Regions from separate parts of the Homo sapiens genome. Here region 1 is linked to region 2. The links are chromatin loops, found by intact Hi-C in ENCODE. Cell type or tissue: CD14-positive monocyte. All regions are shown on one strand. Each heading gives the region's core, and the rest is flanking DNA. Links, peaks and the distances in the headings are about the cores only.

Region 1 (12,132 bases), core at 2,116-4,615, 140 kb after region 2:
CCTCGGCCTCTCAAAGTGCTGGGATTACAGGCTTGAGCCACCGCGCCCGGCCGGGCCCAGCTTCATTTTAAGGAGGTGAAATGCTCTGGAATTAGATAGTGGCCACGGTTGCTCGCAACAAAACCCCACCGAATCGTGCGCTTTAAGCGGGTGAACTTAACGGTCTCAATAAAGATGTTAAGGAAAAAACAAAACCAGAAACCCCACAATTACTGCAGGCATAGGGCTCGCTGCCCGGGTCTGGGTGCGGGACGGAGGGGCTCACGCCCGCCCCCAGAGTCCAGCGCCTGCTGGGAGAAAGGGCAAGTAGGGGGTCCGGCCCTGCCGGCCTTGACCGCCTGCCTCCGACTCCCGGCCGCCGCGCAGCCCAAGCTCTGGGGAAGCGTTAACCGCGGGTCGCTGCGGAGGCCCCACCGCGGGGCGGGGCCGGGGCCGGACGGTGAAGAGGGGGCGAGATCAGGGCGGGGCCTAGGCTGGGGCCGGGCGGGGAAGCGCTCGGGAGGGCGGCTCGGGGGCGGGTCAGGGGCGGGGCCGCCAGGTCAAAACGCATCCATGACGAGCTTAAGGCGGCCTCCAATCAAGGCCGCCGCGGCCTCCGGCTCCGCCCGCTCCGCCTCTGCCTCCGCCTCCGCCTCCGCCCTGCCCTCACGGGCTTCTCTCCGCCCCATTCCCTCTCGGCCACGCCCACCACGGCCCACTGGCCAGGGAGCCGCTACGCAGATGTTTTCGCCTCTGCGGGTGTAGGCTCCGGGTCGGGCTTCCGGGTCCCTTTCCTGGCTCTGGCGCCTTCCAGCTGTGTGACCGGGCGAGGCCCTGAGCCTCTTGAGGGTTCAGTGCCCTCCTCCGTACAATGGGCCAACAACAGCCCCTTCCCTGGGGATCTCGGTGAGGGTTGGTTGCTCTGCAGGGTGCCCTGGGCCTGTGCCAGCGCGCTCAGGCATCCTGGTGACCAACCACAGCTGGCACTGGTGAACGCAGCCTCTTAGCCCAGGCAGGCTCTGGTCAGCCTCACCTGCTGGGACCGCTGAGTGGTCCAAGAGCTGGCTTGGCTGACTGGGACCTGGGCCTCAGCTTCCCCATCTGTGCAGGGGGCCGCTGGTGATACCGGTCCCTGCCATGCCCTGGTGGAGATATGGCCCAGTGAGACTTCGTGAGGGGTCTAGGCCACTGCTGTCACGTGGTACGTCTTCTACCCTGGCCCCTAGGTGGCCCTGGCCTCAGCCTTGCTCTAAAGAGGAATGAAGCCCAGCCCACAGCCCCTTAGCACAGATACGCTCGGGAGACGGGACCCTCACCGTTACTCATCTCCTTACTGTTCCCTGGACACCTTGGGGTCCCTGCGCCTCTCCACCCGTCCCTGCCAGGTACTCTCCTCCTTCAGTCTGGAGCGCCTCCTCCCTTGGGGGTCCCCTGTGCCTATTGAGAAAAGATGGCATAAAAGCGTGAGACAGGAGCCCGGACCAGGAGACCCGAGGGTGCTGAGCCCCACATTGGGCCGGGTCCACATGGAGACACACGCTTGGCTCATCCCAGCCGGGGCTGTCTGCCTGCTCCAGTGGGAACCTGGGCAGGGGTACTGTCTCCAGGGCTCTATGCTGGGCGGTCGTCATGAAATACCTGCTTTCCCCACACGCCCCCTCCTTTCTGAGGCAGGTGCCGCTGTCACGCCTGCTTTGAGGGGAGGAGTCAGAGATGAGTAGAGTGGGGAACTGCCTGGGTTGAGGGCAGAGCCGGGAATCAACCCTCAGAAGCCTGGCTCCAGCCGACCCCTGACCAACCTCCCTTCTTGGCCTGCTCTAGTCCCTGTGGACCCTCACCTGGGCTCCCCTTGCAAATCACCCTGCAGCCCCCTGGGGTGCAAATGCCTGCCCCCACCCCTTTGCCTGTCTCTCTCCTGCGCAGCCTTCACTCTCAGCTCCAAGGTCACCGCCCCAGCTGTGAGGGTCCCATTTGGTCTCTGTGGCCACACACCTGTGTTTCTCACTCAATAAGTGCTTTGTGGGATACACTTTGCACACTTGTCATTGTGAATCACGGATGATAATTTGTTCAACGTGTGCCTCCCCTGCCAGGCTATCAGCTGGCTCCAGGGGGCCAGGGCTGGGAATGGCGTGGCACCACTGTCCCCCACCTCTCAGGCAAGGCCAACACACAGCAGGTGGACAGTGACCATTTGTGGACTGGCTACACAACCTACTGACCCATTCCCTCCCTTACGGGGATGGAATGAATGATCCTCACTCTTTGATCCCTGTTGCTCAAATTTCCTTCAAAAGATGGATGTGGCTTCCCAAATATCTTGATCCCAGGAACAGAGGACTTGGATCCCAAGTGGGAAACGCTCAGGCCCTGGAAAGGCTTTCCCATGGTCAGTGAACATACAAGCCTTCCAGCTTATAGATCAGTCTTGTATAAGTCTAGCTGCATGAATCATTCCTCAGATCGGCTCTGGGTTCTAAGTGGAGTTTCTTGCCTGGGGAGCTGATGTCATCTCTGGAAGGGGGTGACCACTGCTAACCAGAGGGTGCCCATCTCCCAGCCCCATGGGGACACCTGGTTCTTGGTCATGAGAGTCGGGTGCAATGGAAGGGATGTTTAGAAGGCTTTGCTCAAACATACCCTTGCGTGTCCACATGCCTGTGGTCACAGTTTCCTCCTGTCTGGCTGAGTGTCTGGGACAGAAGTGGAATTCCATTGCAACGAGGCTGACATGGCTGATGGGACTGCTCCCTCTGCCACTCATACCTGAGACCCCAGACACTGTAGAAAGAACGCAGCCTTTGCAGCTGGGCAGCCACTGTGGGTTTTGTTTCCCCAGGTCCTCCTGCTCCACCACAGGCCATCTCCCTGGGCCTCATCCAGACAGCTGGACACTGAGCACAGCTCTGTTGTCCTCTTCCCTGGGCTGAGTGGACTCAGAGGTGCTGGGGACTGCATGGCCGCCGGACGAGGCGGGGGCTTTCCAACCCAACACCACCGAGCCTGCCTCTTCCTGCCCTGGATGCTATGTCTTCCATAGAGCCGCTTTTCCAACACAGCAGGTAGGAGAGGTCGTCACCTAATTAACAGCTCTCATGTCCCCTCCCTTTGCTTTCTTCCTATTTGGGGGAAATTAACGCTATTAAGGTTCTGATCTAATTATTTCCCTTCTGACCAAAGTAGCCTGTGGTTGCAGAAAATTAAAAGTTGGGCTTCAGGGGAACCCCCCATTGAAGGCAACCTGGTGAGGGTGTCCCCAGGCCCAGCCACCAGGCTTGCAGCCAACACATCACACCTCTAGGGGGCGTTTTCCACCCACTGTTTGGACCCAGATCTTGGCTCCTGTCTGAACTCTGCTGGAGGGAACCAAGGGAAGGCGTTTCCGTTCCCTGGGAACCTGCCCACCACGAGGGGGCCACTCTCAGCTTTCAGAAAAGAAGTTCAATTCTTCACATGGGGCATCGGAAGACTCACCATGCTGACTGAAAGGCGGGCTGGTTGTGGCTCTGGGGCAGCGCCCATGATGCCCCCAGCACTAGACTTGGACAATTATTGTTCCCACGATGTCCCCTGCAGGGCCAGGCCACGGCCCCGAGAAGGAGGGAGCTGCAGCGTGCTGGCTTGGCTGCCGCACTCTCGACCGCCTGAGGGGGTTTTGGCTCTTTTCAGGGGTTGCCAGATTTAACATAAAAATACAGGATGCCCAGGTAAATTTGAATTTCAGAAAAACATTGAATAATTTTGTAGTGTAAGTATGCCCCAAATATATATATATATATATATATATATATATATATATATATGTTTGACCAAAGCCTTCTAAACATCCCTTCCACTGTACCCAGCTCTCATGACCAAGAACCACGTGTTCCCATGAGGCTGGGAGACAGGCACCTTCTGGTTAGCAGTGGTCACCACCTTCCTAATAAAATAATATGATATAACATAGCATAATGTAATATAATCCATGTATATATTCGGGACATACTTATACTATAAAATCATTCACATTTTAATTATCAAATTTGAATCAAATTTGAATTATCTGAAATTCAAATATAACTGGGCATCCTACCTTTTATCTGATGATTCTGCTCCTTTTGCCTGAATTACCTCCTGGTCAGCAGCTTGATTTGACTTGAAACGTGGGGCCCACCCAGGTCCACAGCGTCACCTCTGCCCGATGTGAGCTGCATGACTGAGGGGCAGGGTGGGCGGTGCTCTCCCTGCCGGGTGCTCCTTAGGGTCTGTAGAGGGAGGGAGAGAGGCAGGCCATGATAGCCCAGGGGAGACCCAGGACCTGGCTCTCCAGGTACTGCTTTTGTGGGCGCAGAGGATTCCTAGGTAAGGGTGCCTAACTGATTTCACCACGCCTGCCTTGATGGACAGATTCTGCTGCGTGTTTCTGCTGTGAGAAGCCATGCTGTCCTGGAACCCCCGTCCACATGCACACCTCTTATCCTCTGTGGGATGGGACAGTAGGAGGAGGAGGAGGGCTTGAGTTCTGATAGACCCAGGGTGCTCAGAATGCGGGCCCTGCAACGGCAGACTCAGCCTCACCCGGAGACTTGTCAGAAATAGGTATTCTTCCCACATGTGCACATGTGTGTATACATATACACACACACCTGTACTGCCTGCCATGGTACAACACATGTACAACACAGGTACGACACATGCACACACACGTGCACACATGTACACAACACACGTACATGGACACACACATGCACACCCAGGTGCACACACATGCATGTGTATGACACATATATACACACACACACTCGTGTACACGTGCACATGGGCAGCACACCCAACACACAGCTCTGCGGCATCAGACGCTTTGGGGCGGGGCCCAGCACTTCTCCAGGGCTGGTGGGTGCGAGCACCACAGTGGGAGAGGCCACGCAATTGCCACTCGAGCTGTTTTTAAGTTGGCTCACATGGGCTGGGGGGTGCGGGCTGAGCTGCTTCTCATTGTCTTTTTCCAATCTGCTGGGGGAGAGGAGCCTCATGTTTCCTGCCTGCCATGGGGTGTGTGGTCCTTTGAGTTCTCAGTCACCGCCCCATTGTCACCAAGAACCAAGCTCAGCCAGGGACAGTAATCCCAGCACTCTGGAAGCCCGAGGTGGGAAGACTGCTTGAGTCCAGCAGTTTGATGTCAGCCTGGACAACCTAGGGAGCCCTCCATCTCTACCAAAAAAAAAAAAAAAAAATTTCCTGAGTGTGGTGGCACACACTTGTAGTCACAGCTACTCAGGAAGCTGAGAAGGGAGGATGGCTTGACCCTGGGAAGTCGAGGCTGCAGTGAGCTGTGATTGTACCGCTGCACTCCAGCCTAGGCAACATGAGTGAGACCTTGTCTAAAACAAACAAACAAACAAAAAAACAGGCTGAGCTGGAAGGACCTTTGTCCAGCCGGCAAATGGTGACTTCGAGAGCCAAGGGGCCGCACCTTCGTCCTGACCTGTTCAGCCGGAGCCCAGACAACAAGGACCAAGCTGTCGGGATGTGGGAGCGTGTTCCTGGTCACTCTCTGCCCGTGCTGTGCCAGCTCTTCACGGCGCAACATCACTTATGCATCATAGTAACCTCCCGGTAGAGCCACTGCTACCTCCATTGCAGATGGGGAAACTGAGGCGCAGGAGCACTGGGTAATGTGTTTCCTACATCAGGTGGAGGAACCAGGCGGAACCAGGCATGTGCTGAGCCCGCGCTACCCCAGGGCCCATCACCTGGCCTCACCTTCCCTGAATGGTGGGTTTGAGGGGCAGCTGTCCTTTCTCCTGCCTGGGAAGGGCCAGTCTTGTCCATCTTGCTCCCCTTCCCGTGGCCCCCTGGGAGTTTTCTGCAGGCATGGCAGGAATCATCTTCTTCAGGAGAGGTGTCAGATAGCTGAGGGTGGTAGACAGTTGGGGTGCAGGCTGGGGGGTCACCCCAGGGACCCTGCCTAGAGCAAGAGACCAGCTCTCAGAGGCGATGACGTCCGGCAGCAAGGACAAGGCTTCTCAGGTTCCTAGCCGGCCTGGGCCCTTGATCCCAAGAGGCTGGAGTCTCACTGATGTTGGCCGTGGAGCTTCCTGCCCAGGCTGACGGGGAGCCTGGCGCCAGCAGCGCCTCTGCCCATGGAGCCAGCCTCTGCTTGCATGTTCCAGATAAGGCTCTGACACGGCCATCTGTGGTCCATGAAGCCAGCCTCTGCTTGCATGTTCCAGACAAGGCTCTGACATGGCCGTCTGTGGTGAGTGTCACGCATCATTTCACACCGCTATTCTCATCTCCGCGGATCCCTCAAAACCCTGGGACAATCACGACTTTAAAAACACCCAGGATGGAGACATTACACTTGAAAAATGCCACGGAGGCTGGCCTGGCTTCCCAGAGGTTTCAGCTCTCCAGTCGGGTTCCTGTGGGTTCACAAGGGGCAGAATTTATTTTTTAAAAAGATGGAAACTTTCCCCATTCATTCAGCTTCTAAAGTCCAGCTCTGCTTTTTTTTTTTTGTGCAACAAAGGGAAATTATTCTTTGGGTCAACACAGAAAACAGCCAATGTCCTCTTTGTAAAAGGAGCAATTCTTTTCATAGGCAAGAAAAGTCCTTCTGAAGTAAGTCCCTCTGCCCCAGCATGTCCCCTAACCTGGGCTCTGCAGCACCTGGGCTTTGGATGCGTTTTCTGTTGACTGTTAGGAGGGAGATGCTAGGGTTTCAAGGGCCAACCCAGTGGGTGTCAACTGCAGCTCCATGAGGACAACATGGAAGGGAACAGAGAGATGTGAGCCAGGCTCCCGAGTACCAAGCGGGCTTGAGGCAAAGGGTGTTGCTTCCCCTTCTGGCAACATTTCAGAATCTGGAGGGAAGGAGGGAAGGCCTGAGAGCTTCTGGAGAGGAACTGAGTGCCCATAGGACTCAGAGCCAGAGTGACAGCTGCTTGGATCAATGACGCTGGATGCTTGAAGACAAAGTTCACAAGGAACCAAGAACCTCAATTGCAGCCCACATCTTCTCATGTGAGGACAACGTGTCTGCCAAGACCTGGGGTGCTCAGTGCACCTGAAGCACCTGAGCCACAGCAGCTGGGAAGGAGGAGGCCACGGGGACGCAAGGACATGGAGAAAAGGTGAAAGCTGAGAGTGGAAACAAACAGGGCACAGAGAGCCAGTGCTCCGCAGAGTCTGGTTTACACGGAAGGGTTTAGAATGGCATTGTATTTCCTGCCCTTGGACACAAACGTAGCACTTGGCTTCTCAAAAGATGATATTTAAATCGTCATAATACTTAAGTGCTGTTTATCAGGATGGCCTGGTGTATTAGTCTGTTCTCACACTGCTGATAAAGATATAACTGAGACTGGGTGATTTATAAAGGAAAGAGGTTTAAGTGACTCACAGTTCCACAGGGCTGAAGAGGCCTCAGGAAACTTACAATCATGGCAGAAGGGGAAGCAAACACGTCCTTCTTCACGCGGTGGCAGGAAGGAGAAGTGCCCAGCAAAAGGGGGACAACCCCTTATAAAACCATCAGATCTTGTGAGAGCTCACTCACTGTCACAAGGACAGCAACCTGGGTAACCGCTCCCGTGATTCAGTGACCTCCCCCTGGGTCCCTCCCATGACACGTGAGGATTATGGGAGATACAATTCAAGATGAGATTTGGGTGGGGACACAGCCAAACCATATAACCTAGTTAGAATCATCCTATAGACGAAAAAGGAGGTCTCAAATGTATGATTGAACGAAGGCAAATGTCCAAGATCTTAACAACGTGAAGGGGACATAAGGAAAAGATGAGGGTGGGAATGCGGGTGGGAGGGGACCCAGGCTTTCCCTCCGTGGGAGTAGTCAGAAGTCACCAGCCAAGAAGCACAGCTCCAGTGCATTGCTTACAGGTATGAAGTATCCACCGGCCATCTGAAAATAATGCAGTAACTAAGAAAAACAGTGGCGAGAGGAAGGAGTGTCGATGCCCCAAATGGATCATCTTCCAGAGCACGTCTACACCGAGATCAAGAATGAAAAGGTGGGAGCAGATTTAAGGCTCTTGGGCAGCTCTGCGGCCTGCTGTGTTGAGTGTCCTGGTGAGCAAATCTCTCAGGTCTGGGTGGTCAGGCTGGCTGTGGCGGCGGCCAAGGCAAGACAGATGGGTATTGTTGGGCCCTCCTGGACACACTGCAGCCTTGGGACACAGGCAGGTGCTGGCTACAGTCAAGTGGCCTCTTGTCCTTGCTGCGTCTGACCCCCCATCCAGCCTGTGAGCCCTACCTTCCTCTTGGGGCTAAGCAGCTGGAGGCTAGGCTTCCCTCTCAGGGCCTCAGACAGTGCAAGCCAGAGGCGTGGGCAGCTGACCAGGCTAGGAGCACTCCTGGGCCACCTGGGCTCCCAGCAGGGTGGGGGGCTTGTGCCTCTGCCCACGCTGCAGCCACGTGGGCTCCTCTCCTATTCGCTGGGAGCTGGAGCAAAGCATCAGGCTCTGTGCCCTGCAAGCCCAGAAATGCCTGTGGGCACTGGGGCCTGCCTGCTGGCGGAGGCTGAGCTGACTCCAGGAGCCCTGGGGGTGGGTCCCGAGCTCCGTGTGGAGGTGCACAGGCTTGACGGCCACGTGAGAACCCAGATGCTGCGGTGCTTGCTGGGAAACTCCGGGAAAGGCTCTACATGGCCTTTGTCTGACTTGTCTGGGTAATTAGGGAAAACGTCTTCCGGTGGGTTTTTGTTTCCCTGAAGTTTCTGGTGATTGAGCTCCTGGGAAGTGAGGCTGGTTTTTGCTTGGCTACCTCAGGGCCTCAGCAAAGCCTGGAGGGGCTTGGCGGCTGGTGGAAAGGGGCCTTTTAAGCCGCTTCCTCTGGGACTCACGGCTGCGCTCTCCTGGTGGGGCCGTCGCAGGCTGAGCGTGACAGGCAGAAGCTTCTGCCCAGAGTCTCTGGGTCTGTGATGGTTGACAAGCCCCACAGGGCCCCTTTCTCTTCCCCTGGAATAGTGGGGTTGTGTGTGGGTCTCCACCCAGGCCCAGGGGTGCAGGGGCCCTCACAGGGCACAGGGGTCCTCGGGGGGCGTAGGGGTCCTCAGGGGGTGCAGAGGCCCTCGCAGCACTTGCTGTTCTTCCAGGTCTGGGCAAGAGGCCCCGCCGCGTTCCCTTAATTCTCAGGTCTTTGGAGTGAATGCCTAAGGCCTCCAAGCCCCGGGTCTCCTCTGTATCAGGCGCTCACGCTGTGGGAGCTGCTTTCTCTCTGCTCCACTTCTACAGAGAAAGAAAATCACAAGCATTTCCCACACTTCCCCCAAGCCTTGACGTATCACAGTTCACTCATGGAGTTGTCAACAGACACAGGCACACACAGACCAGACTGTGGGCTCGGGAGGCGGGAACAAACCCCTCCTTCAGGAGACCTGGCAGCAGGCCAGGGGGCGCCCCAGGGCCCACCCAGCGCAGGGGCAGGCAGCCGCTCCCTCCTGCCCCTCGCCTGCTCCAGCTGTGGGCACTGGGGGCTGCCCCTGGCCCACCCCGCCCTTCATCCCCTCACCTCTGCCTCACCCCATGCTCCATCCCTCCCATGTCTCACCCATCCCACCCTACCCTCACCCACCTCCACCCGCCCATCAATTCCCCCACCTCTGCCTCACCCCACCCTCCATCTCCCCACCCGGTCCCACCCAGCCCCATCCCACCTTCCATCCCCCACTCCACCCCATGCTACCCCACCCTCCATCCCCCACCTCTGTCCCACCCACCCCATTCCCCTCACCCTTGTGCCCCGACTCTCCAGCCCCATCCCTCCTCCACCCAGGTTATCCTTCCTGCGGTACTTGGTGTGTTTCAGTCTTTAGTAAATTTAAAATAAAATGTGGAATTTTCCCTTCGTAACTGTTGAATCTGGATGCTGTGCACACAGGTGCATGCGATACTAGTCTCTCGACTTTTCTGTCTGACGTTTTTCATAATACAAAGTTGAAGAATATAAACAGCTGTCTCTATGCTGATGGAAACGATTATTACAAAAACTGAGCCAGTCATCGCGCACACAGCAAAAACACTCTGGGATAAAAGAGTCCCTGCTGAAAAGTATCCCCCACCAAGGCTGCCTCCGTTAGGAGAGCTGAATCCCTGCCCCGGGAGGCCTGGGTTTCTGCCATTCCCTAATCAAAAACCAAACAGGTGGAATCCGGCCTCCCCACACTTGCCTCCCTCCCTCGCAGCGTGGCCCGTCCTAGAGGCCAGGCTGTGTTGGCCCCTGGAGATCTGGCCCGGTTAGCACAGTTCTGCTGGGTGCAGGTGCGGTGCCCAGAGCCGTGCTCACGCGGCTGAGAGAGAGGCAGGGGAGAGCCTGAGGCAAGGGAGTCCTTGCTGGGTTGGGAGCTTGAGGAAGGCGGCCCCACCCGAGTGGCCACTGCCAGATACGCTGCCCTCTGCAAGGGGCTTCCTTGGCTTTCGGGCAGGTGATGCCCTAGGATCAGCTGCTGCTGATGCCAGCGGGTGTTGGTGGGGAGCACCCAGCTCGTCACCCCTGGGTGGGAGGCTTATACACCCCTCTTGAGGGCCCTGGAGGGGCTGAGCCCCAGCAGCCCCAAGTGTCACCTCTCTTCTTCCTGCACCTACTTGTGGAGTGTGGCCTGGGGAACACTGGGCCCACCGCTTCTCTCTGAACAGCCACCTCTGTGGGATCGGGGGCTCCAATAGTGGCCAGGTTAGGCACTTAGCAGACTGTGGGCAGGGGTCCAGGAAACCCCACAGCGGGAGCGAGGAATCTGACTTTGCAGCGAGGAGGACGCAGCGGCCAGGATGTTGGGCCAGGCCAGTTCCTTTTGATTTTATTTATTTTTGAGATGCAGTCTCACTCTGTCGCCCAGGCTGGAGTGCAGGGGCGCGATGATCTCGGCTCACTGCAACCTCCACCTCCTGGGTTCAAGTGATTCTCCTGCCTCAGCCTCCCAAGTAGCTGGGATTACAGACACCTGCCACCACACCGAGCTAATTGTTGTATTTTTAATAGAGACAGGGTTTCACCATACTGGCCAGGCTGGTCTTGAACTCCTAAACTCAAGTGATCTGCCCACCTCGGTCTCCCAAAGTGCTGGGATTACAAATGTGAGCCACCGCGCCCAGCGTCTTTTGTGATTTTTGACACAACTTTCTTATTTCAGGAATTGGGATCCTGACACATCCACCAAAGAGCCTTTGAGTACTTCGAAATCACTTGGAACAGGTTCCTGCAAAGCAAACCCTTCTGGGCTTGAGGAGGAAATGGACCCGGAACATTCAGCCCATCTGAGCACAAACTTTCTGTTGACCTGAGAGGCTGAGGCCTTCCTGTTCCCCACTCAGACCCAGGAGGCAGCCTGCCCAGGGGGAGCCGGGGCATGGCCTACGAGCTCCTGGAGTCAGGCAGCTCCTGAGGGGCCGGATGGTCTTGGGCTGGCCAAGCCAGCCTCTGTCGTCCTGTGGATGGTGGGGCCTTGTGTACGCATAGCCTCTGCACAGGGGCACACTGTGGGTGTTTGGACGGACAGTGTCTCAAAAACCCAATTCAGGGCTTGACAGCAGATTTGTCCTCCACTCCATGTGCATATGAGCAAGGAGAGTTAATGCAAAGCTTTCTTCATAGCAGAAGGTTGAAAACAATGTACCTTTCTATCAGCAGAGCAGGCAAGGGGGATACTGTGTGTTTCCCACTGCTGCTGGGACAAATTATAACAAATGTAGCAGCGTAAACCAACGTCCATTTTTCATCTCATGCTCTGGAGGTCAGAGGTTCTCGCGGGTTCTTCTGGTTTTTCTGTTCAAGGTCTCATGAGGCTGAAATTGAGGTTTCAGCCAGCAGGGTTCTTGCTGGGAGGCTCCAGGAAGAACTGGCTTCCTGCTCTGACAAGCTGTTGTCAGAATCCAGGCCCTACAGTTGCAGGACCTGGGTCCCACATCCTTGCTGGCTGTTGGCCAAAGGCTGCTCCCAGCTTCTGGAGGCTGCTCCGTTCTCTGGCTCACGGCTCCATCCTCCATCTTCAGAGCAAAACCAGGTCATGTCCTTACCTCGACTCTCTCTGCCTCCGCCTCCTGCCTTATGGCTCGGCCTCCAGGGAGAAGCTGGCCAATGCGCTCTCTTTTAAGGGTTCATACGCTGGGCTCACTGGGGAATCCAGGATTGTCCCCCACCTTCACCTTAACC
Region 2 (16,660 bases), core at 7,256-9,755:
TGAGGATCTTAACTGGAAGCAATACTAGCAAAAATGGAAAGAGACCTTCAGTCAGGATGGAAATGAGCAGTCCTTGGTGACTGACAATTTGTGGGAGCTAAGAAGGAAGACCAGAGTGATGCGGGTGAGTAGCCCAGCTGATGAGGTGGTGGCACCAACTGAGAATGATCATGAAGAAGAAGGAGGTGCAACAACGAGGGAAAGGTGGTGAGTTCACCGTGGGCCTCATTCAATTGGAGGTGCCTGTGGGACACATCTAAAGCTCAAGGGGAAGAGCAGGGCTAGAGTTGAGAGTTGATGGGTACAGTATTCAGAGGAAGCCCATGGAGACAAGGAGTGGATCAAGTCCAGAATGCAGAGCTGCAAGCTGTATTCACTAAGGAAGAAGCTGCCTATGAAGGGTAGCAAGAAAGTGGCCGGGGGGTCTGACAAGAACCAGGGGCTTCAAAGGCGCTCCCTGAAGCCACAGGGTGTCCAGTTTCGAGAAGCTATGTTAGCAGTTTCCAGGCGGCAGGGAAGTCCAGGGTGAAGGTGCCAAAACTCCCCATTTGATGGTTTTTGGTGAGAGAGCAAGAAGTTGAGAGATGTGATGGGAATGGGAAACATTGGAGTGTGGTGAGCAGGGGTGAGGTGAAGACAGCGTAGTATGTTGAAGGTGTTCAGAAGCCATTAGGGCCATGCACTTATGTACTGAGAAGTGAGCAGTGAGCTAGATGCCACAAAACGCTGCAGCAGCAGGTGAGACTGAGGAGCAGGGAGGGGGGTCAAGGATAATTTCTCAGCTTCTGGCCTATGAATTTATAGGGTGGTGGGACCATCCTCTGGATAGGGAACGCCAGAGAAGAGCCTGGAAGTATGTAGTAGGGAGGTCAGAAGTCCTAAGCTCATTTTGCATGTGTTAGGTAGGTTTTGAAGTGCATTTGAGGCATTCACGTGGAGATGCCAGGGGAGCAGGTGAATGATGGTGCCCAGATCCAGGCAGAGATAAAGGCAACTACAGCCAGGTGTGCATGAAGTCTCTGTGGAGAAGGGATGGGTGGAGGGAGAGGAGGAGAGCCTGGGCCAGAGCCCTGAAGCCACCAGCATGGAGGCTCACCAAGAGTGCAGGAGAGCAGGAAAGAGGTAGGTGGGTCCCGGGACAGGAGAGGGTGCAGGGCCACACGGGTTGGCATCTGGGACAGTGACAAGGACTTCAGCCTGCTGGATTCATCAACTGCCTGAGCTTTCCTATGACAGAGGTGGGCATGTGGATGAGAGAAACCAAAGGCTTGGCCCTTACAGTCAGCTGAGGGGCAACCAGGTGTTCAGAGCTTCCAGTGTCTTGCAAGCTGAGGTGGTGGCTTTGAACTTGAGTTGTTTCATATTGAAAGAGATGAACAGAAAGAGGAGTGCTAAAGGTATATTAATCTTAAAAGAACATTAATGAGTTTTTAAAAAGGGGAGAGCAGTTTGCCCAGGCTGGAGTGCAATGGTGTGATAATGGCTCACTGCAACCTACACCTCCCAGCTAATCCTCCCATGTTAGCCTCTTGAGTAGCTGGGACTACAGGCGGAAGCCACCACACCCAGCTAATTTTGTTTATTTTTTGTAGAGGAGAGGTCTCACTATGTTGCCCAGGCTGTTCTCAAACTTCTGCGTGCAAGCAGTCTTCCTGCCTCAGCCTCCCAGAGTGCTGGGATTACAGGTGTGAACCACTGCATAGAGTGCTTCCTTTACTCAAATCATAGAATGTTTAAAAACCAGGATATCAGCCATGTTTCAAAACCACATTATTCCCATGGATGTTTTGTTTTACTCTCAAAACCCAAAAGCATAAAATCAAACCCCTACATACTGGAGACTTCAGGCTTTCAAAGAGATTGGGCAAATCAAACCACCTTACTTTTCAGGATAATTGATAAACCCATCAGTTGTTGATGCTTAGAATGGTTAGCAGAAGTAGGTAGGAAACACTCAGACCTCAATTTTCATGAACTTCACTTTTCACAGTATTTTAAACAATTAGAGATGTTGGAAAGAGGTAAGGAAGAATTTTACTATTTAGTCTGCTGCACATATTCTTTTGTTGTTGTTTTTTTGTTTGAGACAGAATTTCACTCTTGTTGCCCAGGCTGGAGTGCAATGGCACGATCTTGGCTCACTGCAACCTCCGCCTACCGGTTTAAGCGATTCTCCTGCCTCAGCCTCCTGAGTAACTGGGATTACAGACATGCGCCACCACGCCCGGCTAATTTTGTATTGTTAGTAGAGATGGGGTTTCTTCATGTTGGTCAGGCTGGTCTCGAACTCCAGACCTCAGGTGATCCACCTGCCTGGGCCTCCCAAAATGCTGGGAATACAGGCATGAGCCATGGCGCCTGGCCTGCTGCACATATTCTGACACCATGTGTCTGGTGAACCCAGACCCTGTAAAGAATCTTCACTGGTGATTGTTTGATATAGGTGACCTTCCCCCTCCCTCTTTTTGCCTGATTTTATTTCCCTTTCTAGATTATACCACTAAATCAGAAAGCACTGAATATTTTGTAAGTTTGTTTGGGTGAGAGCAAGAATAATCTTTTCTTGATTTTTATTTTTATTTTTTTAAAACCTTTAACTCCTGCTGAGGTTGAGACAAACCGTATCTAGCATACTGTTACCTGAAACAAATGTGGTAGGAGGGAAGGTGATACAGTCCTGCCATTGCAGACCAGTGGGAAAGGCCAAAGAGTATTTTGAGTAGCAATGTACATGGTCAAAGCATTGTTTATGTACTATTTCATTTGAGTTTGATTATGTAGTTTGAACCTGGCTGGTCAGGATTTGATAGACAGTTACTGGTTTGGGATCTGACTTTTCTTTTTTATAAAAATTAACAAAAAATATATGTAAATATACACACATACATGTGGATAGTTCTCTCTGTGTCTTAAGTTATTTGTATGCATGCAGCTGTTGTGATCACGTGTCTGATGGGCAGGTAGAAGTAGAAATAAGAGTTCCTATGTTTCCCAGGCTGGCCTTCAACTCCTGGGCTCAAGTGATCCTCTCTCCTGGGCCTCCCAAAGTGTCAGGATTACAGGCGTGAGCCACCGTGCCTGGCCCTACATTTACTCTTTAAATACTTTCCTATTGGAATGAAAGAGGCAGGGTGGCTCACACCTACAATCCCAGCACTTTGGGGAGGCTGAGACAGGGGAATCCCTTGAGGCCAGGAGTTTGAGACCAGCCAGGTCAACAAAGCAAGACCTCCCTGAAGGGAAAAAACCTCCAGTTCCCATTTGGGTGTCTTTTGGAAACTGCTAATACCTCAGTCTTTGTTGTTGTTGTTGGTATTTCCTCCAAACACACTCTTTCTCAGTTTTACCATTTTGTTTTTGTGAACTAAGCAAGAGCAGGAATTAATTTATATAGTTATTCATATCTGGACAAATTCTGGAAGGTTGCTGGAGTCTCTTTCACTTCTTAAAGTGTTTTCATTTAAGAAAAAAATCTTTAATTGTAGCCTGCACAATTGTAGCCCTATCCTTACCCCTAAGGTCCCATACTCCCAAGGCATTGAGGTTAGGTAGAAGGCCCAAGAATGGGGCCGGGGCCCATTGCGTCTGGAATGCAGTGTGAACTGATGGCTGTCTCTGACCTCATGGACATCCCTGCACCTTCCTCCTGGTGCTCGCCAGCAGGTGCAGGAATTCAGTCGTCTATGGGTTCGTTTCCCCTTTTTCGCGGGTCTCTATTCCGTGGTGTGAAGAGCCTGTAAGGGTAAATGTCCTATTTGGGTACAACCACTTTACTCTTATTCTGTCAGAATCTGTCCAAGCGTTTTTTTGGCTTGTTTGCTGTGTTCCTTTAAAGATGGTTGAGATAAAACCAGTCAGAAAAGAAATAGTTTTTTGCCCTATACTTAACTAAAATATTGATTTATTCCAAAGTTGTTTTTATTTACTTTTCACTGACCTCAAAGAGAAAACTTAGACACCTTAGAGAAACATGAAACATTCTCAGAGGAAGGAGTGATGAGCATGGTTCTGTATTAATGTGTTCACTCCTTAGCAGAAGATATAGAAATACTGCAGCTTAGGCCAGGCACTGTGGCTCATGCCTTCGGAATCCCAGCACTTTGGGAGGCAGAGGCGAGTGGATCCCTGGAGTTCGAGACCAGCCTGGGCAACATAGTGAAACCCCATCTCTACAAAAAATACAAAAACTAGCCAGTTGTGGTGGCATGCACCTGTAGTCCCAGCTACTCGGGAGGGTGAGGCAGGAGGGTTGCTTGAGCCTGGGAGGCAGAGGTTGCAGACAGCCAAGATCACACTACTGCACTCCAGCCTGGCAACAGGGTGAGACCTTGTCTCAAGGAAAACAACAACACAAACTGCAGCTCATTCTTTCTAAAGGTATCTGGAAAATGACAGAACTGAGAATAACATCCAGATTCAGTTCCCTGCCATGAGAAGTTCCTTTTGCCTTGTTTGTGGATATTGTTGTCAGTTCATTGCAGCTGTCTTGAGTAACTTACAGAGGCTAATGTGACCAAAGAAAGATCCATCATCCCTTGTTGTTTTTCTAGTTAAAAGTCATAGCACAGGTTTCTGGTAACATACAAATGATAAGACACTGTCCATAATTCTAATTACAACAATTCAGTTTGTATAGTAATTTGGTACAGCATTAAAGGGGGTGATGCCCTCCTCCCATCTCATTTCCCTCCCTTTTTCCTATTTCACATTTATTCTTTTGTCTAAAAGACAGAAAATTGGTATGATTCTCATATGCCGCATAGAACGTGTAGCTCCATCACATCCCACAGCTTTCTAGAGGTCTTTGGGGTTGGAACACAAAGTTTAACTTCTGTTTCTGTTTTTCCTTGAATTCTTTTGTTTCCTGGCCCTTTTCCATCTTGCCGGTTCCCCTTATGTTACCCACTATCGTCCATGCTCTCCCTCTGTGTTGGTTGTCTCAAAACAGCATTCAGCGGAATTCATTGAGTGGGTGAATTCTGTGAAGTTGCCTTTTCTGGCAGTGCTGTTACTCAGTGATGCACAAACGTAGCATTTGCCCTTTGGTAGACAAAGATCTGTGTTTTTTTTTTTTTTGTTTGTTTGTTTCTTTGAGACGGAGTCTCGCTGTCACCCAGGCTGGAGTGCAGCGGGTTCAAGCGATTCTCCTACCTTAGCCTCCCGAGTAGCTGGGATTACAGGCGCCTGCCACCACGCCCGGCTAATTTTTGTATTTTTAGTAGAGATGGGGTTTCACCATGTTGGTCAGGCTGGTCTTGAACTCCTAACCTCAGGACCTCAGGCGATCCACCCACCTCGGCCTACCTAAGTGCTGGGAACAGGCTTGAACCACCGCGCCTGGCAGATCTGGTTAGTATTCTTCAAAGGAGCCAAAGGCAGTGCTTTCGTGTTTGCTTTGAGGGGAAGTAGTGGACGATTTGATTGTGACACCTTTTAGCATTGGTGAGTTGATTTATCTAAAATTAACTGTTAAAGTTAGCTGGCCTTATACAACGTAAAAGTAAAGAAAATTCATCAGTTTCTCAAAAAAAAAAAACAAAACAGTGGCTGAAGTTTTTGTTAGCAATAAGAAAACAGTAGGCATATATATATATATATACACTTTTTCTTTTTTCTGGGAATCCACGTTCTCCTCCTGGGTAAAGGAGAGGGTTGTATTTTGTGATTCCTTTTTCCTGCCCCAAGTGGCTGGCGATACAGCCCCCGGCGCGCCGGGCACTGAGGCCCTGGAGCACAGCGTGGGGGGCCTGGCACAGACACGACTCACGACCGGGCCGATCTCCGGCCAGAAAGAACTATGTTCCGGCCGCCCGGGTCGCGGGCCCGCGGTGCATCCCTGCAGGCCTCCATCCTGCCTCGGCAGAGGTCTGCAAGAATCCTGTGGGTGTCCCCCGGAGCGGGCAGAGGAGGAGCCCAGCGCCGAGGCCCAGGCGCGCCCCGCCCTCGCCCCTCCCCGTGCCCCTCCCCCGCTGCTCCCCTCCCAAAGGCCGAGACCTGGACGCTGCCCGGTGGCCTCGGCGGGGGCCCTGTCCTTGGCCGCTGCCTCTCTGAATCCCAGGTGAGAAGAATAAAACGTCCTGACGCTGTCCGGCTTCCGGTTCTTGGAGAGGACGGGCCGTCTCTGCCGAGAGAACTGTGCGGAATCAGGAAGCGCTGGTGCTCCTTCGCTTTCACGGGACTAAGCGAAATCCGGCTTTAAACGAAGTAAAGCCGGCTGCCTCCTGGAGTATTTTTGTCATAGTATTTTTATTTTGGGTCAGGGTATTCTGCTGCGGACCCTGAGTCTTAGGAAGGAGGCTTATAACAGCGGAAAGCCATTTTTTTTTAAGAATTGCTGAGTTTTCCGGATTGTACTTTCAAAGACTTTCCCTGAAACTTTGCGTGGCATGGGGGTTGCAGAAACTGGTGTCTACACATTACAAAAGTGTACTGTTTACACCTATTTGTGATGCACCCATCGTGTTTTTCTCCATGGACCACCTATTAAGCTTCCTGCTGGAGCGCTCTTGGCCCCCTTCCTGCTTTCTGGGCCACATCCTGTTGTAAATCGGTGCTACTTGTGGGGTTTTGTTTGTGAATTGGGGATATTTAAGGAACAATTTATTGAAACAACTGAAGAGTTTGTTTCCTCCTTTGGGTTTTACTTTTAAAATAAATTCGGTTAGGAAAAAGTATTCTTTTGCTAGTGGAGTTCAAATTCAAATACCCAGACTGTAGATTCTCCAAATGCCTTTCTCACCAGGGAGGGCAGCTCCCAGGAATAGTGACGGCAGGTAAGCTGGGATAAAGCTGACTTCGTCACCTTGTAGGTGGGGAAGGCCAGAGTGGATAGTCTGGCCAGGCCTCCACAGCCGAGCCAGCTTCTGCTGGGGGGCGGGGGAGATGAGAACGAGAGGCAGGTTCCAGTATCCTCTGGACTTGCAGGAAGGAAGGCATTCTGCGTATCGCTGAGCACTGCGGTGAGCTGAGTGAGGGTTCCCTTTCCTCATGTTTTCCTGCCTTTTTCTTCCTCTTGGTTCTCTTGTCCCTGAGCCGCCTTGTCCACTCTTTCTATTCCCTTAGTGCCTTTCCATCTATCTCTCCTGAGTGCCCAGCGTGAAACTGTACCCAAGAGTTAAAATCTCTTAAAAATCTCACCGTCTTGCAGAAACAAATTGTGGCTGGTTTAAAGATCCTCAGCTAAAGAGACTGGGCTGAGGTTCCCCCATACCAGTTGGATTTAGAGAGAGCCTCTTGTAGGGAGGCCTCATGTGGTCTTCACCTGGGCCTCAGCATGTGAGCCCTCCTTTAACAGAGAGCTTGCCCAAGATCTCACTGCTTGTTAAAGGTGGTCTCAACCCCGTCTGTCTTCTAAGCTTCCCACTACCCCATGTCTGAGAGCAAAAAGCCCTCTTTGCAACCTGAGATCACACTCAAGATGGAAGACTGTCAAGCCCATCCCTGCCAGATTCTATTAATGTGGTCCTAATGGGCCACACCAGCAAAAACAAGCTGCGTTGTATTCCTTTGAAGAAAACTAAGTCTGCCTCAGAAACTAGCAGACCCTGTAATCTTCAGCGGTATTATTAAAAAGCACACCTGCCTCAAAGCCCCTGGTTCATCCATGGAAGCATCGCAGAAGCCTCTGTATTAGGGGCAGCTTTACGGCACTCTGGGCCCCTTTTACTCTTGGCCAGGGCCAACGCCAAAGGCTAGATGGTCCATGCTTCCAGGTAGCGTATCACTGTTCACAGAAGCAGAAACAAGTAATGGGGCCACCTCCACCCCCCCCAGGTCCCTGCCCTCGGAGCAAGTGGCCAGTGCCCATGGTGCCTCGAGGCAACAGCTGCCCCTCCTGCCCCCTCCCAGTCTCTTTCCTGCAGTATCTGGGGACAGACAGGTGATAGAGTGTCACTCTAGTTACTATTGAGCGAACTGAAGAAAATCCACATGGAAGGTTGACATCTACCATACCTCACTTTCCCCTCTCTTGATAGTAAGTGTCTAATCTTTCCCTCCAACCCCTGTGGGCAAACATGTCCATGCGTTCTTTGAGTTCTAGCTACTGGTCAGTAGTTCTGAGTGTAGGATTGACATGGTGGGAGGAGGCAGAGCTTTGGGACCACACCGCCAAGGTCCCTGGGGCCTAGAGGTCCAGCGTGCCCGCCTCCCTTCCTCGCTGTGCTCCTTTCTCTCCCCCCCACCCCCACGCTCCTGGTTTCTGGAGCCGAGCTTGGGGTGGGGAGGCAGCAGGTAGGGTCTTCAAGTTGGAGAGAAACCCCGCCCACACCTGGACCTCGCCCCTCGCTGCCATTCCCAGCCGAGGCCGTCAGGGGCCTGCGTTTTGAGAAACACAATCTGGAAGAGAAAACCTGGGCCTTTTCTTCTTTTATCCCCTGTCCCCGCCCCCCTACACCTCTTACAAATTTAGCCCAGGAGCTTTCTATCCCCACCGACTTGAAGGGTTTATCGGTCTTAAGAGCGAAATCCTGGCGGAGTGCAGTCCCTCGGGGCTAGCATCCACGTTCCGCCTGCGCCCTGCCCGGGCTGTTCCGAGGGATCCCCGCAAGGGCACTGCCCCAGCTTTCACTCTTGGAGTCGGGGAAATAAGGTGTCCACAAAGGATGCAAGCAAGTCATTGTCAGTGCAGACCCGAAGGGCGCGTCCGGAGTGCAGGTATGAAAGACGGGCGCATGCGCGCAGTCCGGGGCCGGGCTTCGCAGCCCGGGCTCCGCTCTAGCCCCGCAGCGTCTCGGTGGCCGGTCTCGTCCTCCGCCCGCCGCGCGGGGGCGCCGCTCTAGCCCCGCGCCATCTCGGTGGCCGTCCGCCCACTCCGCGGCGTTCGGGGAAATGGCTGCGAGACCCTAGAGGCCTGCGGCCTGCGGTAAGTGGCGTCCCGGGCGCCGGGTAGAAGAGCCGGCCGCCGCTTGGGCCGCCCTCGGGAGCGGGGCGGGGCCGGCATCGGAGCCCGGCTGGCGAGAGCCGCGGATCCCGCACAGGCCGCTCCCGCCGAGAAGATGGCGGCCGCGGAAGGGAAGGAGCGGGCGGGCGGGCGGGCGAGCGGGCGGGGCCGGTCAGAGCCGCCGCGGCCTGGGGCGCGGGCCTCAGACGCCGGCCCTGGTGGGCTGCGTGAGGTCGAGGGGACTGGCGAGCACTCGGTGGTCGCGGCTGGAACGGTTCCGAGGGTGGGAGTCGGGGCGGCCGCTCGCGGGGAAGAGCGCAGGGCTGGCCTGGGCGAGTGCGGCCCGGGGCTCGGGGGCTGCGTAGCTGGCTTGTAAGCGCAGCTGGTTTCCCTAGGCATTCTCGGGGACCTCGGCGCTTCCTCCCGGGCCTTGGGTGCGGTCGGGGTGGCCGGCTTAGCTTCTGGCGTGCCTTCGGGGGATTCCGGCACTGCAGGGGCGGCTGGCGCTGCAGGAAGCGCGAAGAGCCCGGATTCGCTTTTCTGAAGAGTGTGTCCTTACCTCCCCGCGCTGGTTTTCAGTTTTTTTGTGGAATAGTTTGTTGCGTTGGTTTGTACTGGCCGTATTTGTGACACATTTTGCCTTCCAGTGACCCCGGAAGCCGAAAGGGCCCGCTCTTGCGCTCGGCGGGAGGGGTGCTCGTGCTGCCTCCGCTGCGGCGTCCGGGGCTCCTTCTCGCGGTTCTGAGACAGTGGAGGTCAAGGCCGGCTTTTCTGCTCTAAATAAAGGACTTTAATATATAAGTTTAGAGTTTGGGCCACAGGTAGCAGTAGCTTACTGCGTTACCAGTTATTGAAAATACTCTTTAACTTGTGCCTGGGCCTTCGATATCCGTGTCATCTGTCTGCTGATGGAATGAGATTTGAGCCTAGTGTACTCAGGGACTTAGAGGAGGGAAAGGCAGATGGGAACGTCTTTTCGGTATATTCACATAACTTTGCTATATACCCCGTGTTCCATGGTTTCCGTAGGGCCACATATGACTTGGTTGAAATACAGTTCTGAGAAAGGTCCTTAGCAGTGCCTTTTAAGGAGTAAATACAGTCTTTTTTTAAATGAGCATTCATTGCTTACTGTTAGCACGAGGGATACAGCAGTGACCAAGGTGGCCCCTGTCCCAGTCCTGGAGACAAGTTCACTGGGGAACTTGAGAGATTATTCCAGCTCCTTCCTTTAAATCAGGTGTTGCCAACTCGTTTACCTGGAGCCTAGGGCTCTTTAGTGGCCCTTTGGGTTGCTGTTAGTGTATGTGTGTCTGTGACTATTTCACTATTTTAAATACGGCATAGACATCTCAGAAGTGTCACCCAGGAAGACAGACACAGCCCTGTTGTGAAACTCCCTGCTTAATGCACACTTGTTTTCCTACTTGCTGTGTACATGGGGAGGAGATGTCTGTTCTTGTAGACTTGTTTCAGCAAGTTTCATAAGATACCTCTTGTTTTGGAAAAGCGCGTATCTTGAATTTTTTCAGGCTTTCCACCAGAGGCTGTCCCTTATTAGTAGTTGATTGAATTCAGACTATGTCAAGCAGAGCTCATTGTGCTGTGGTGAGAAGACAGGGCACAAATAAGATAATTTGTGATTGACTGCCCAGCCGTACCCATGGTTACCAGACAGCCCAGCCCATGTTGCATGTGCATATGTGAGCCTCGCAAAGGCTTGTCTAGGACGTGCGGATCATCGGTTGGGCCTTGGAGGGTGCTGGGGTTTCTTCATGTAAGGAGGAAATGATTGGAATGGGCATTGGCTCCCGTTTTGTTCGCGGTGAAGTTGGCAGGTTCTGCTGTTGATACTGTGAGTTTTTCTACAGCCTTAGGGTCATAATTCCCTTAAGGTCAGTTCTGTGGAGCCCAGTAGGGTGCTTCTCTTCAGTGTTTATTTTTAAGCTGTGCCACGTCTTCATTGTTTGGAATCTCTGTAAACAAGACACGTTTTTCCTTTTTATATGCCTGTCCCATAATACCAAGTGGCTTATTTGGCTCTTGAAGAGCTAAGATTGAAAGTGTTTAACAGGTGACTCCCTACTATCTGTGGGTCCCTGCACTGTGCCCTTGCCTGAGAGGTCTCATCTCTCTGGCAGGCTCAGAAGACCACTAGAAAATTCTCTCTAAACAGAGTCTCTCACTTACATTTCTTATTTAAATGACGGGGTCCCTTACAGTGGATACTAAGATCAGCCTTTTTATGACTACTATCAAATGATGTGTGTTAATTGCATTACAAAAGTTCTATAATTAACAGTTAATGGAAATGTACTAATTGGGAAAGAGGAGGTCAAAGAACAAAGTCCAGTTTGCTCATTTCATGTACGTGTACACAGTCATCTGTGAGACAGTCTGTGTTGTCTAGGCCTCATTTTATTTTTTGAGTAGTAATTTTGAGGTTAAGTTGTTATATGAAGTTGAATAGGTAATTGTACATATTTTAATAAGAATTCTGTAACCATGTCCATAAAACTTAATAGGCGGTTGTAATCGTGTGTAAGTTGTAAAGGAGGCATTTCTCTCCTTGGGTATCAAATTTTGATGCCGTGGTTTTGTTTTGCGTATGCTGATATAGACATTTAAGTGGTACTTAATATACCTTTATAATAAGGTAAATCAACTTTTTTTCCAAAATGAAGATACCTTAATGTGTTTGATTACAAAAGTAATACACATACAGGAAACTTAAACATTATGTAAAAATAGAAAGTAAAGACACTAGAAAGGGTGCTGTCCAGAAAAGCTCCACGTTACAGCTGTTTTGCACTAGTGAACGGGATGCGTTGGAGGCTGTGGCCACTGCCCTGGCCGGCTTGTCTGCGGCTCTCACTCAGGTGCCAGGGAGTTTTTCTCACGGCTGTGCATGTGATGATTCATCACCCTTAAAGAATTCCCGGCCGGGCATGGTGGGTCGTGCCTGGAATCCCAGCACTTTGGGAGGCCAAGATGGGTGGATCACTTGTCAGGAGTTCAAGACCAGCCTGGCCAATATGGTGAAACCCCATCTCTAACTAAAAATACAAAAATTAGCTGGGTGTGGTGGTACGTGCCTGTAATCCCAGCTACTTGGGAGGCCGAGGTGGGAGAATCGCTTGAACCTGGGAGGTCGAGGTTGCAGTGAGCCGAGACCGCACCACTGCACTCCAGCCTGGGCGACAGTGAGACTCTGTCTCAAAAAAAAAATAATAATAATTAGGCCAAGCATGCTGATGTGCTCCTGTAGTCCCAGCACTTTGGGAGGCTGAGGCCAGAGGCCAGAGGACCCCTTGAAGCCAGGAGTTCCAGGCTGTAGTGAGCCGTGGTTCTGCTACTGCTCTCCAGCCTGGGTGACAGAGCAAGACTCTGTCCACCCCCCACCCCCAACAAAAAGAATTTCACTATATAGATGTTTCTTGATTTTTCAAACTGGTCTGTTAGTTTGTGTTCAGTTTGTCACCTTTGTGAGAAAAAAAACACTCATAAGTTAGTGTGTACTTCCTACTTAATTTCTCCTGGGTCATCGTGAAGCACTCCCTGCCCTCCATGAGAACAGTATGTCACCCGCTCTCTTCCCTGTGCCAAGCCCATAAAGGGCTGTTGGCAAATATGTCGGACAAATAGACTCGCCTAAGAGGGCCTTTCTCTCCAAGCCCTCGCCAGCACAGGCTGTGTCACTTTCTTAGGTGGCACCTACCGTCTGTTGCACACTTGCCGCAGATGATTTGGCACAGGATGTCGCTTCAGAAAACCTTGTAGGAAGCTGTGAGGTCGTTACCGTCCCCATTTCACAGACAGGAAAGTGCAGGCCTTAGATGCACTGCCTGATACCCTGTGGCCCCCGCGTTCCTAGACAGATACACTGCCTGGTACACTGTACCCCCCCACCCCCGCTATCGTTTGCAGCTGGGGTTGAACCCTGCATTCATAGACAGGTTCCCCCTTGAGTGAGCCCCCCATCTGCTTAACTGAGGGCTTGTCCTGGTTATAAATGTCTGGGTGGGGGTGGGCACTGCTGGCTGCAGCTGTCAGGACTGGGAATGCTGAACCTGCACTGAGGGGAGTAGGCCCCAGAGATGCTCCCAAGACCCTGGAGACACAGGCCAGGTAGACACCTGTGTGTGTGTGTATATATATGTGTGTGTGTGTATATATATATATGTGTGTGTGTGTATATATATGTACATATATATATACACACACACACACATACATATAAAAGAGCCGGGCATTGTTTGTGTGTGTGTGTGTGTATATATGTATATATGTGTGTGTGTGTGTGTATATATATAGTGTGTATATATAGTGTGTATATAGTGTATATAGTGTGTGTATATATATATTGTGTGTATATATATCGTGTGGATATATATTGTGTGGATATATATATAGTGTATATATATTGTGGACATATGTATAGTGTGTATATATATTGTGGACATATATAGTGTATATATATTTTGGACATATATAGTGTATATATATTGTGGATATATATATAGTGTGTATATATATTGTGGATATATATATAGCGGGTATATGTAGTGGATATATATAGTATATATATATTGTGGATATACACACACACACAATAGCTGGGCATTGTAGTGCATGCTTGTAGTCCCAGTTACTCAGGAGGCTGAGGTAGAAGGATAACCTGAGCCCAGGGAGATTGAGGCTGCAGTGAGCCGTGATCAGTCGCTCCATTGCCCTCCAGCCTGGGCGACAGAGACCCTGTCTCCAAAAAAAAAAAAAAAAAATTGGCTGCAGCTCCAATTTGAGAAGCAAATTCTTGTGAGAGAAGGGTTTTTAAAGAAGAAACCCCATTCTCTCCACCTGAACTTAGGGTGGCCATCATCTCACTTGGCAATCCCTGCCTGGTCAGTAATCACATGAAACTGAATGAGAGTAGACAGGGTGTCTGGAAAAAGTGAATGCTAAAGCAGTACCTGTCACTGCCACTAGGATCCTGACTGAACCGGAATGGCCTCGGGGAGCAGCCTTTCAGGCTCCAGCAGTGGAAGGCGCTGCTGTGTCAGCGGTTACCAGACTGGCAGGACCCAGGACTGCTTTACACTCCTAAAAAGCAGGGAAGACCCCAAAGAGCTTTTGTTATATCTATTGATAGTCACCATGTTTGACATTTAAAAATGAGTCATTTAAATGCTGAAGTGCCTTCTATTTAAAATTGGAAACCAGCCGGGCACGGTGGCTCATGCCTGTAATCCTAGCACTTTGGGAGGCCAAGGTGGGCGGATCACCTGAGGTCAGGAGTTCAAGACCAGCCTGGCCAACATGGTGAAACCCTTTCTCTACTAAAGACACAAAAAAAATAACTCGGCATGGTGGCACACGCCTGTAATCCCAGCTACTCGGGAGGCTGAGGCAGGAGAATCCCTTGAACCCAGGAGGCGGAGGTTGCAGTGAGCTGAGATCGTGCCACTCCACTCCAGCCTAAGTGAGAGCGAGACTCCATCTCAAATAAATAAAGTAAAATTGTAAACCATTATATATTAACATAAGTAAACCATTTAGTGGAACCTGTTTTCAATGACGAAAACAATGAGAAAGATGGTTTTGTTTTCACAAATCTGTTTGGCTTAACTGACAGCTTCTGGATTCTCCTTCCGAATTCAAACTTAGTGTCTCCGTTCAGCTTCTGAAATGCTCTAGCATATACTCAGAGTGGCTGTGGAAACAGCATGGAATGTTGGTGTTGTGCAGACTGCTTTGATCCGGGGGCCTCCCAAAAGGACCCCTGGACCACGCTTTGAGAACCACTTCTCTAAGAGTTGTAAAATAGCTCTAAACACTTGGGGAAATTGATTACTTTTAGGAAGATAAGCTGTGTCTTTGAACAATTTTTAGTGGCTCAACCATGTGCTTGCCCCTTGGGGCAAGTGTGGAATCAATCTGATGCGCTGTCACCGGTAAAGCTGTTCCAGTACACACCTCTCCCTCAAAGTGCCCTACACAGCCCCTTGCTGAATCCTTTGCAGCAGTGAAAATCGGGGGTTGGGGGGAGGCAAGAGTAGGCTGTGCTTGGGGCCATGGAATTATGCAGGTCTCTAAGGGTGTGGACCGAGGAGAACATAAAGGAACAGTGATTTAAACCTGTAATAAACAGATGCCCTTGAGGGGAAGCAGCCCCCACAGTACCCTGCTGGGATGACCTCCCGCAGCGCACCCCACTCACATGGTACCCGGGGAGCTCACACTGCCACACTTGCGGCATGAGGTGGATTTCTTCATGGGGATAAGAACCTGTGCATTGTGGTCCTCACCAGGGCCCAAGTGGTAATCTTTTATTAAGAGCAACAGGAATCCTGGTATGTAGAATTGGGACCGTATCTTAAGTGTTTGAAACCATACTTTCTTTTTTACTGAGACAAGAGGAGTCCATCAAAGGTAGTGGTTTAGGAGACTTTATGTCCAGCCATTAAATAGAGAACAATAAACCTCACTTCTCCTTCACCTCGATAAATGATTTTATGTGACTGTTTCTGGTTCCTGGCATTCATTTGGAGAGTTGAAATTTCCCACCTGAGTTGCCCACCAAGGTCACCAGCCTGTGTTTTGCACTAGGAAGTAGATAGAGGGAAATGGCAGGATTGTTGCAAGCTCACATGGGGAGCTTGGCGGCCCGGCTGTAGCCGGGGGCTGGCCAAAGCATTAGTCCTCAGCAGGTTTTTCAGTAACAAGTTTTGCTTTTTGTCTCCGCGTATCTATAAAAACACAAATACCCAAGAAATGTAAAACAACAATAGGTTGTTTCTGGATTTTTCTCTACATTTTCTTTGTGAGAAACATACTGTGTTGTGGCACCCTTGCTGCTTTTTTTTTTTCTTCTTTGAGAGGGAGTTTTGCTCTTGTTGCCCAGGCTGGAGTACAGTGGCACGATCTCAGCTCACTGCAACCTCCGCTTCCCGGGTTTAAGTGATTCTCCTGCCTCAGCCTCCCAAGTAGCTGGGACTACAGGCACCTGCCACCAAGCCCTGCTAATTTTTGTGTTTTTAGTAGAGATGGGGATTTCACCATGTTGGCCAGGCTGGTCTCAAACTCCTGACCTCAGGTGATCCACCTGCCTCAGCCTCCCGAAGTGCAGGCATGAGCCACCGCACCCGGCCCAGAATAATTTTTGTAATGACGGTATTATTTGGTAAGCAGCAAAACTTTGAATTTGCCGTCTGAAGGATTTAAATGTAATCTATGCAATTGAGTCAGATTCTGCATAGATACTAAAGTAAATGAAAGTTGGGCTTCTTCAGTTCCTTGTGGGCCCAAATCTCTTTCCTGTTTGGTGAGTGCAGCACAGTGTTTCCTGCCGCAAGCTGGTGGAGCTTTGAGTGGGCCATCATGGTACATGAACGGCTGCTGCTGGTGGCTGGAGAACACGTCGCATTTGGGGATGTCATCTGAAGTTTCTAGGCATATTCTCCTAGTGACTGTCGCATTAATGAAAACTGAGCTATCAAGAGTCTTTCATTGGGTAATCTTTCCTTCATTTGTGGTAGTTTAAAGATCTTTTACCTAGTGTCTTCTCAGTTGCTCCTCATCTGCATAATAAACAGATTGATGAGCCAGGAGACCCTTAATAGGCAAAATATAAATAAATGTAAACTTTGGCCTACCCTGTCAGAATTAGCGAAAATAATGAAGTTTAGAATAGTGAGGTTTTATTGTAGCATTATAATTTCTGACTGGCGGGTTAAAATTGTTTTGAATATTGTTTCAGGGGAATGTGAGGTTTGAAGAAAC

Evidence for each region. Peaks named below come from ENCODE experiments on the same cell type or tissue, not always from the same donor. Only the 100,000 strongest peaks of a DNase experiment are listed, where the experiment ranks them.
Region 1: it touches region 2 in a loop (2.2-fold over the local background); 12 of 110 quality-filtered maps call a loop at or near these places.

The regions. Positions count from the first base shown.
Region 1 is chr20:62,782,811-62,794,942 of GRCh38, reverse strand. LOC105372716 (a long non-coding RNA gene) reads left to right here and starts at 662. Exons shown (of 4, transcript XR_936986.3): 1 at 662-1,364; 2 at 2,819-3,041; 3 at 7,867-8,055; 4 at 11,114-11,725. RefSeq lists a silencer at 165-754 and enhancers at 845-914, 1,151-1,845. In CD14-positive monocyte, for the core only: CTCF peaks have their summits at 3,074 and 3,276 (motif pointing right); a DNase peak (open chromatin) is centred at 3,322.
Region 2 is chr20:62,918,635-62,935,294 of GRCh38, reverse strand. It overlaps DIDO1 (death inducer-obliterator 1), which reads left to right and starts at 8,790. Exons shown (of 16, transcript NM_001193369.2): 1 at 8,790-8,856. RefSeq lists silencers at 5,910-5,959, 8,603-9,042, 9,113-9,202 and enhancers at 6,090-6,179, 6,956-7,804, 8,687-9,300, 9,643-9,692, 9,301-9,914 and 1 more. In CD14-positive monocyte, for the core only: CTCF peaks have their summits at 8,581 and 8,782 (motif pointing right); DNase peaks (open chromatin) are centred at 8,734 and 9,384; H3K4me3 peaks cover 2,500 bases; H3K27ac peaks cover 1,910 bases.